Linked DNA regions of Homo sapiens: region 1 is linked to region 2. The links are chromatin loops, found by intact Hi-C in ENCODE. Cell type or tissue: ascending aorta. All regions are shown on one strand. Links, peaks and the distances in the headings refer to the core of each region. The heading gives the core; the rest is flanking DNA.

Evidence for each region. Hi-C counts contacts between places; a loop is a spot of excess contacts. Peaks named below come from ENCODE experiments on the same cell type or tissue, not always from the same donor. Only the 100,000 strongest peaks of a DNase experiment are listed, where the experiment ranks them.
Region 1: it touches region 2 in a loop (5-fold over the local background); 8 of 110 quality-filtered maps call a loop at or near these places.

Annotation. Positions count from the first base shown.
Region 1 is chr4:99,204,715-99,207,214 of GRCh38, reverse strand. It overlaps ADH6 (alcohol dehydrogenase 6 (class V)), which reads left to right. Exons shown (of 9, transcript NM_001102470.2): 8 at 2,152-2,290. All of the region lies in intron 4 of LOC100507053 (a long non-coding RNA gene), which reads right to left. Among named protein-coding and RNA genes, the nearest start is that of ADH6, 13 kb to the left of the region's middle. RefSeq lists an enhancer at 1,648-2,149. In ascending aorta, for the core only: no CTCF peak of the experiment used is centred there; a DNase peak (open chromatin) is centred at 1,464; H3K27ac peaks cover 2,500 bases.
Region 2 is chr4:99,295,995-99,304,032 of GRCh38, reverse strand. LOC100507053 (a long non-coding RNA gene) reads right to left here. Exons shown (of 10, transcript NR_037884.1): 8 at 3,663-3,734; 9 at 3,378-3,564; 10 at 2,677-3,082. Among named protein-coding and RNA genes, the nearest start is that of ADH1A, 9.0 kb to the right of the region's middle. In ascending aorta, for the core only: no CTCF peak of the experiment used is centred there; DNase peaks (open chromatin) are centred at 2,102, 2,422 and 3,022; H3K27ac peaks cover 2,500 bases.

The DNA of each region.
Region 1 (2,500 bases), core at 1-2,500, 95 kb after region 2:
AAAGAATCCAGTGTCCAACATTTAAAGCAAACTCTAAATTGAAAAGAAGGCAATATTGTAATCTATAACTACACTTCAGCGAAATTATACACCTGCCAGCTGGGATTCTTTGGAGAATATACTTAGCCATTAGTTGTCATTGTTCAACTCATGTAAAATCTTATCCCAAACAAATGAGTTGTCACGCTACCAACTCAAATATATTAAACACAATGGATTCTTGATTTAAAAGAAATACTATTGATTAAAAAAAATAAGAATTATTTTACCCAGAGGAAAAATATCTTATAGAATCCTTTGATTTTCTGTTTTTTACCTGTCCTGGAACATTTTTATAGACTTTAGAAGACTATTTTATTGAAAAAGTAGAAGACAAACTAAATTAAATAAATCTGCTTAAGATTCTGGGCTCATAAGCAAGAAATCTGAAATTTACGAAGAAATGTATTTATCCAGAAACTCTGGGCAATCTGAATGCCTGGGCAAAAAGAGATGAGAATTAGAGGAGTGCCTGAATTACTTGCACAAGTGAGCTGTCTGTAGTCCCCAAGTAAGCTATGGCAGCATGTTATTACAGATATTAGAAGCCTTACCTAATTCATTTATAAAGAGTAGATACATGGCAGGACCAGCAAAAAAAAAAAAGTAATAATCCAGTTATATATATAATCTATTAAATAGAAGAACTGTAATTTCAGTTCTTCTATTTAAGATCATTGAATACATCCATTGCCATTTCTCTCTATTGTATTTATAGATGATAATGTTAATTCAAAATACACATACTCAGCTAAGTCTTATAAAAATAAGATTACCAATATTCTTAAAACCCTCAGTGAATGAAACTAATTCACTGGCCACTCTAGCACTCATATAGTGATCATTAATGTAAATTAGTTTATTCCACAAATAGTATAGTCCTCTGGTTCAATGATTTTCAATCAACAATAGCATTTAACAGGTGTTGGACAGTCCTGCTAAACCTCCCACAATGTGCAAAAGAAAGAATGTTCCCCACCCAAAATGCCAGTAGTGCCCTTGTTGAGAAACACTGCCTAGTCCCGTCTGTGGTCCTAGAATTTTCTTTCCTATGTCATTTGGTTGAAATAAGAAAAAAAGTGGAGGGTTGACATAGATGTAAAAATGTTTTATCAGATCACCAATCAAAATATAAAAACAAATAGAAATATACACTGGCCCTTCATGTCATGACATAGAACAGTAATTAGTATTCTTGGTTACACATAACAGAAACAAACTTAAATTAAAAATAAATCTATTAGAAGAGTTTGTGGTAGTTTGGAGAAGAAGTTGGGGAGCCTAACCTAAGCTAGAACCAAGAAAAGCAAGTAATTGTCAAGATCCTATCACAGAATAATCCGCATAGAACACTAAGCAGATTACGCCACATTATACTTTGCACAATTACACCACACCCACCCTTTCTAGCAATGAGCAGACTGCCAAAGTCTGTGTGGTAACTCACTGAGCGTGGCACTTAGCACAGTGCTAAATTTAATGTGTTTCTTGAAAATCACGGGAATAGAGAAAATACAATGCTAAACTACATCTTACCTTAGCTAACTCCATCTTTGCTTGTTCAATTCTTACTTCCAGAAAGCACATTTTATTCTTATATTGCTTTGTACACATTCTTTTCCCAAGAGCTTTCACTGGGACTGCTGCCACAGTGAGAGTTCTTCTTTTCCTTTAAGCTATTTGACTCTTTTATGAAGTGGCAGATCAAAACATACACATGAGGGAATGCACACACAAAAAAATGTGCTATATTTAACATTTGAATTGCTTCTTTCCATGATTCCCAAGACCTTGGCCTTTGTTATACATTAGATATAGATTCACTGCTCCCCAGAGATTGCAACATGACACCAGGAACACTCAAGGCAAGGTCCACATTCTATCTGCTTTGAATTAATTCTCCTCTGTAGTACCAGAAGTCTCCTTTAGGAACACAGCCCTCTATATAATGTGTGTGGTTGGGGTAGGCATTCTCCTGATGATTGAGGCAAGTAAACGGGACAGGCTTAGATTTTCTCAGTCAAAGCCAACAACTTCAGCAGTTACTTTGAATGACCTTTCCTTTATAATGAAGCCTCATGTGTAAAATTCATCATTAATCTGTATTTCCAGGCTGGAAGAGCAGACAGCACATCCCTAAACTGGTTGCTGATTATATGGCAGAGAAGTTGAATCTAGATCCACTAATTACTCATACTCTGAATCTTGATAAAATCAATGAAGCAGTTGAATTAATGAAAACTGGAAAATGGTAAACTGCCCACATAAATTTTATGTCTGTGTGTTTGAGACCAAGAGAAAGGGTGTATTGGCTTGGGAGTAGAAGAAGGGTCGTCCCTGCTGCAGAAGCTGTATACTGATAATTGAAGAGGCTTTCAGGAATTTGTAAAGCATCTCCTTCCCCTCTGCATTTTGTTTTATTTCTAGCTAATAAAATACATAATCCTGAAAGTATTTAAGT
Region 2 (8,038 bases), core at 1,569-4,068:
TAATATGAAGCATCAGAAAGTATAAAAAGCAAGGTACAGAATAATGTGTATTACATGATCCAATTTTTGTGAAAGAAAAAACAAAACAAATTAAAATTCCTATTTATTAGTATATAGGTTCATATGAGCATGGAGAAAGACATAGAAATGTATAAAACAGGCTGTTCCCCTCAGAAACCTGGATCTGAAAAGAGTTGAAAAACTAAAGTTAACTTTTGAGCCATAACTGTTTTGAACTAATATTATGTAATTTCTTTACATACTATTTTTGAAAGTCTTGAATAGAGGCAGGACAATGAACTTTAACAATTTCTTCAAGAATGTCAATCGCATTCTTTAATCATTTGTAGGAGCTTGACATCAATATTGTCAGTTATGATGAGATTTATGACTTTATTACTTTTTTACCTCATAAAGAAACAGTAATGAAAGATTCTAGCTGCCAACATGTATATGTAATTGTGAACTAATTTAAAGGTACTGTAATTGAGATTTTAATCACTTAAAAAAAAAAACTGACCACATAAAGGTCAAAATAATATAAACTATCACAGCCACCTCTAAAGCCTTGGGATGATATTACTCATAGAGTCATAGAAATGTTTTTCTTACGGTGAAACCCCGTCTCTACTAAAAATACAAAAAATTAGCCGGGCGTAGTGGCGGGCGCCTGTAGTCCCAGCTACTTGGGTGGCTGAGGCAGGAGAATGGCGTGAACCCGGGAGGCGGAGCTTGCAGTGAGCCGAGATCCCGCCACTGCACTCCAGCCTGGGCGACAGAGCGAGACTCCGTCTCAAAAAAAAAAAAAAAAAAAAAAGAAATGTTTTTCTTACTGGATCATTCAGGAACCTAAGATTATCAATGGCAGACATATAAGTCTGGATATAAGAAAATTCTCCTAGGCCTTAATAGAAAACTTTCAGAGCTATTAAACATGAAATTATTATAAGGTCAAATAGATTTTTGGCTATAGACTCGCAAGATTAATGCAAACAAGCTTTTGGAGTTACTTGGTTACCTGGGTAGTCCTGGATTTTGCCTTTTTTCTCCCAAGACGCTTATAATTGGATTTTTTTTTTGAGACGGAATCTCGCTCTGGCCCAGGCTGGAGTGCAGTGGCGCGATATCTCGTCTCACTGCAAGCTCCACCTCCCGGGTTCACGCCATTCTCCTGCCTCAGCCTCCCGAGCAGCTGGGACTACAGGCGCGCGCCACCATGCCCGGCTAATTTTTTGTGTGTGTATTTTTAGTAGAGGCGGGGTTTCACCGTGTTAACCAGGATGGTTTCGATTACCTAACCTCGTGATCCGCCCGCCTCGGCCTCCCAAAGCGCTGGGATTACAGGCGTGAGCCACCGCGCCTGCGCTCAATTCTCAAGAGATTTTTTTTTTTTTTTTATGATATCATAGTCTTCTTTCATGCATATATCTTTTCTCTTTGTAAATAATAACAGCTTTTAAAAACATTTTGTATTTTTTCACTTCATGGATTATTTCTTCTAACTTCTTTTTTCTTTGCTTTGTTTCTATCTTTCCTATTACAAAGCTGGAATCACTCCACATTTCTGATGATCTTGGTTGTCTTCTGTTGCAGGATGGGGCACTAACGAGCTATCGGGAAGCTCTGAATACATGGGTGGCATCTGTGTCATGTGAGATTTGCTATAGAACTCTCTGGTGGGATTAATTGCTGGGGAATATAATGTCAGTAAGGGTGGGTATTTTCTCTTGGGCTGGTCAGATTTTTCAAAGGATGATTTTGGAAGTTTCCGTGCAGAAGACACATGCCCAGCTGCCAGCACTCTGGGGCCCAAGAGGGCAATTGAGAATTGAAAATCATCACAGCAGAGTAGAAATCCAATAGAAACATAAAAGATCTCAATAAATTTATGCCGTGGTGTACCTTTTCTCCAGACGATAACTAATGAAGTGCCCCCAAACTGATGATTCAAAGAAAGGTGTGATATCTGACAAGCTGATGCTCTCACCCTGGGGAGAGGGAAGGGATTCCCCAGGACTAGGGTGAGGAGGCTCCAGGATGGCAGGTGTGGCCAGAGGCAAAGCACCTCCCGCCCACATGGGAGTAAGTCAAAGGCTCCAGAGAGATACGCAGCTGGGAATAAAATTTCCAGAGACTGTATCAACAATCATGGTGTGTCTCAAGCAATTTAAACGGAAATAAAGTTGACGTGTTCTCAAAAATATGCTAAAAAACTCAAAAGTGGCTTTAAAGCTGACATAGACATATAAAATATGTGTCTATGAAAATAATAGTAGAACCTACCTCATAGAGTTATTCTGAGGTTTACATGAGTACATAATTTGAACCAACCATTTGGAACAGCAACTGGCACATGCTGAGAGTGGCAAGGATATTACCTATTATTCTTTAGGTTATTAAACTCTAGAGTTAGGCTTCGTGGAATCCTGGCCCCACCACTAGCTGTGTTACATTGGGAAATTGATGCAATCTCTCTAAACCTCAATGTCTTCATCTGTACAATGTGCATGGCAATGGCATTTACCTCATAAGTTAATGCTAAACATTGCACTAAATGAGGCAATGTATGCTCAAAAATGAGCATAGTCAGCACTCCATAAATGTTAGCTATAAATAGTAATAATTTGTGCTTTTTACAAAAATTTATATTTTAACTTCAAAAAGGAAAACAATCTCCACCATTAAAGAACTCTTTAATTTTTAGATACTTTTATATTGCGACAAACATACCATTTGTATTACTCTGTATTGTTTTAATAAACACTTGGTATTTCTACATCATCTCAGTAATTACATGTTTAAGCATCTGCCAAGAACATTTTCAGGATAATTTAAAATACATCAATACATCATCAAAACACTTTTGGAACATTCAGATGGTTTGTAGTTTGGTTCTCACAGAGAAGACTGGATGGTACATCTTTGTTTTTGGATTGGGCTTCTTAGGTTATTTCCCAACTCCCTTCACAGGAGGAATGTAAGCAAACATTTTGATCTCTCACACATGCTCTTCTTGGCAGGATTCCAGGCTCCACAGCCGCTGCAAGACCAGCAAGTATTTCCGCTCCCTCGACATCTTGGGCTTCAGTACCAAAATCAAAATGAAATGCTAATTGAGTAGGGATTGATGGCTTTGAATGTGGCATTTTCAAAAATTTCTCTAGGAACTTAAAATGTATTCTATTTATTGCAGTGTGCTATAGAGTATGCATCTATTCCATTCTCAAGTTCTGTTTACTGCTACTAAAGTCCCTCTCCCAATTTTCATTTTGCACCTCATCCCAAAACATGCTTTAAGGTTGTTATTTATGCACATACATGAACTGTTACAATTCTTTCTAGCAATCTTTACAATAATATTAATCTCATTATCTTACCAAGTTATTTAACCCCCAAAATGAAGGATTTGAACTGAAGATAATTTCTGCAAGTTACAGTATTCTTTGTCAGGCCCATGTAAATTATGGACCTCTGCGGAAAAGAAGACAGTTGGATCTCTTGCAGGGATGCTGGTCTGTCCTTCTCCAGGCTTTGGAGTCACATCTTCGCACTGCTCATCATTACCTGTATAATTATATTAGAGATGCCAATCCTTGCCTTCCACTAACCTTCCAAGAGAGCTTGTGGTAATTTGTTACGTCAGCAATAGAAAATTAACACACCTCTGTTGCAAACATGGCCATCTAGGATCTGCGGGTAGGCACATCTCCGTCTTTGATCTCAGCCTGGAAAAGCTCATCAATTTTAAGAAGCCATAAGATTAGATTAGGTTCACCTGGATAATCCAAGCTAATCTTCCCATCCCAAGACCTTTAACTGAATCATATCTACAAAATCCATTTTTGCCCTGTAAAGCAACATATTTCTAGATTCCAGGGATTGGGAGCGGACTTCTTTGAGGGCCATTATTCTGCCTACCAGGCAGAGGATCACTCCCCCAAAGTGAATCAAGTATATCATCTCCCTGGATAAGCTAAATTTAGAATATGGTACTTTGTGAAAATGTAATATAGAATCAGGTTGGCTTGCAGAGACACACATAGAGAGAGAAGTAGAGGAAAGTGATGCCCTGTGATCCCCAGAGATTGACAGGGTTACCTGTGGACATTCCAGATGTTGCTCCAGAGGGCCTGCTATGGCCCTCTGATACTAGAACACTGGCTTTCAATAATGTGGCAACTGCTCTTCCCACCTGCCCATCTAAACGTTTAGAAGGTGGGACAAAGAGTAAGCACAGAGTAGTTGCCAGATGGTATTAAGAAAGATCTCCTGACTGTATGGAGTTTATCCCAAAGTGCTTTCGGTATTTCATGGAGCCATATGCTCAAAATGTGATGGAAGCTCATAAGTGGATACCACATTTCCAAATTCATTATGGCCTTGAAAACAAGGTGGTAGTGGCTATAATTCCCTTAAATGCTAGGTCTCCATATGCGAGAGATGATTAAACAGAAAAATGAATAAAAGGGTGTATGAAAGGGAAAAAATGTATTCAATATTATTTGTCCATACTGTTGATTGCATATATACCTTTCAATTCCATCTCATCTTTCTTGATAAATCCTTTTTGGGGGGTAACTGATAATTTTATTTTGGGATTGATAACAGGTTTTTTACTTTTATTTATTTATTTTTTCTATTTCAATAGGTTTTGGGGGAACAGGTGGTGTTTGGTCACATGAATAAGTTCTTTGGTGGTGATTTCTGAGATTTTGGTGCACCCATAACTTGAGCAATGTACACTGTACATAGTGACTAGGTTTTATCCCTGACCTCCCTCCCACCCTTATCACTGAATCCTCAAAGTCCATTGTATCATTCTTTTGCCTTTGTGTCCTCATAGCTCATCTCCTACTTATGAGTGAGAAAATATGATATTTGGTTTTTCATTCCTGAGTTACTTCACTTAGAATAATGGTCTCCAATTCCACCCATCTTGCTGCCAGTGCCATTATTTAGTTCCTTTTTATGGCTGAGTAGTATTCCATAGTGTTTGTGTGTGTATGTGTTTTATCTAGTCAATGATCGGTGGGCATTTGGGCTGACTCTATATTCTTGCAATTGTGAATTGTGCTACTATAAACATGCGTGTGCAAGTATCTCTTTCTTATAATGACTTCTTTTCCTCTGGGTAGATACCAAGTAATGGAATTGCCGGATCAAATGGTAGATTTTCTTTTAGTTCTTTAAGGAATCCCCTCACTTTTTTCCATAGTGGTTGCACTAGTTTACATTCCAACCAACGGTGTCAAAGTGTTCCCTGTTTACTGTATCCACACCAACAAGTATTATTTTTTGATTTTTTGATTATGGCCATTCTTGAAGTAGTAGGAAGGCATCACATTGTGGTTTTGATTTGCATTTCCCTGATCATTAGCGATATTGAGCATTTTTTCATATGTTTGTTGGCCATTTGTTTATTTTCATTTGAGAATTGCCTACTCACATCCTTAGCCCACTTTTGAATGGGATTGTTTGTTTTTCTCTTGCTGATTTGTTTGAGTTCTTTGTAGATTATTGATATTAGTCCTTTGTCAGATGTATAGATTGCCAAGATTTTCTCCCACTCTGTGGGTTGTCTGCTTAATCTGCTAATTATTTCTCTTGCTGTGCAGAAGCTTTTTAGTTTAATTAAGTCTCATCTATTTATCGTTGTTTTTGTTGCATTTGCTTTTGGGTTTTTGGTCATAAGTCTCTGCCTGAACCAATGTCTAGAAGGGTTTTTCCAATGTTATCTTCTAGAGTTTTTATGATTTCAGGTATTTGATATAAGTCTTTGATCCAGCTTGAGTTGATTTTTGTGTAAGTTAAGAGATGAGGATCCTGTTTCATTCTTCTACATGTGGCTTGCCAACCATCCCAGCACCATTTGTTGAATAGGGTGTCCTTTCCCCACTTTACGTTTTTGTTTGCTTTGTCAAAGATCAGTTGGCTGTAAGTATCTGGGTTTATTTCTGAGTTCTCTATTCTGTTCCATTGGTCTACAAGCCTGTTTTTATACGAGTACCATGCTGTTTTAGTGACTATAGCATTATAGTATAATTTGAAGTTGGGTAATGTAATGCTTCCAGGTTTGTTCTTTTCCCTTAGTCTTGCTTTTGCTATGTGGGGACTTTTTGGTTCCATATGCATTTTAGATTGTTTTTACTAGTTCTGTGAAGAATGACAGTGCTATTTTGATGGGAATTTCAATAAATTTGCAGATTGCTTGTGGCAGTATGTTCATTTTCACAATATTGATTCTACCCATTCATGAGCAGGAGATGTGTTTCCATTTGTTTGTGTCATCTATGATTTTTTCAGCAGTGTTTTGTAGTTTTCCTTGTAGAAGTATTTCACCTCCTTTGTTAGGAATATTCTAAAGTATTTAAATTTTTTTTGCAGCTATTGTAAAAGGGGTTGAGTTCTTGATTTGATTCTCAGCTTGGTCACTGTTGGTATATAGCAGGGCTACTGATTTGTGTACATCCTGAAACTTTGCTGAATTCATTTACCAGTTCTAGGAGCTTTATGGATGAGTCTTTAGGGTTTTCTATGTATACGATCATGTCATCAGCAAACAGTAGCAGTTTGACTTCCTCTTTACTGGTTTGGATGCCCTTTATTTCTTTCTCTTATCCGATTGCTCTAAGACTTGCAGTACTGTATTGAATAAAAGTGGTGAAAGTGGGCACCCTTGTCTTGTTCCATTTCTCAGGGGAAGGCTTTCAAATTTCCCCATTCAGTATTATGTTGGCTGTGGGTTTGTTGTCAATGGCTTTTATTACCTTAAGGTATATCCCTTTTATGCCGATTTTGCTGAGGGTTTTAATCAGAAAGCATGCTAGATTTTGTCAAATGCTTTTTCTGCATCTATTGACATGATCATGTGATTTTTGTTTTTAATTCTGTTTATGACTGGTCTCACATTTATTGACTTGTATATGTTAAACCTTCCCTGCGTCCCTGGTATGAAACCCACTTTTCATGGTGGATTATCTTTTGGATATACTGTTGGATTCACGTCACTAGTATTTTTTTGAGAATTTTTGTATCTATGTTCATCAGAGATACTGGTCTGTAGTTTTCTTTTTTTGTTATGTCCTTTCCTGGTTTGGTATTAGGGTGACACTGGCTTCATAGAATGACTTAAGGAAGATTCTCTCTTTCTCTATCATTTGGAATAGTGTCGATAGGATTGGTACCAATTCTTCTTTGAATGTTTCATAGAATTCAGCTGTGAATCCGTCTGGTCCAGGGCTGTTATTGGTCTCTTCAGAGTTTCTATTACTTCCTGGTTTAATCTAGGCCAGGTGTATCTTTCCAAGAATTTATCCATCTCCTCTAGGTTTCCTAGTTTATGCACAAAAACTTGTTCATAGTAGCCTTGAATGATCTTTTGTATTTTTGTGGTATTGGTTGTAATTCTTCCCATTTCATTTCTAATTGAGCTTATTTGGATCGTCCGTCTTCTTTTCATGGTTAATCTTGTCAATGGTCTATCAATATTATTTTTCAAAGAAACAGCTTTTTAAAATTTATCTTTTGTATTTTTTTGTTTCAATTTCATTTAGTTCTGCTCTGATCTTGGTTATTTCTTTTCTGCTGGGTTTGGGTTTGGTTTGTTACTGTTTCTCTAGCTCCTTGAGGTGTGACTTGAGATTGTCTGTCTATTTGTGCTCTTTCAATCTTTTTGATGTGGACATTTAATGAATGCTATGAACTTTCCTCCTGGTATCACTTTGCTGTATCCCAGAGGTTGTGATAGGTTGTAACACTATTATCATTCAGTTCAAATAACTTTTTAATTTCCATCTTGATTTCACTGTTGGCCCAGTGACCATTCAGGAGCAGATAATTTAATTTTCATGTATTTGCGTGGTTTTGAGGGTTCCTTTTGGAGTTTATTTCAAATTTTATTCCACTGTGGTCTGAGAGAGTACTTGCCATAATTTCAATTTTCTTAAATTTATTGAGACTTGTTTTTTCACCTATCGTATGGTCTACCTTAGAGAATGTTCCATGTGCTGATGAACAGAATGTATATTCTGCAGTTGTT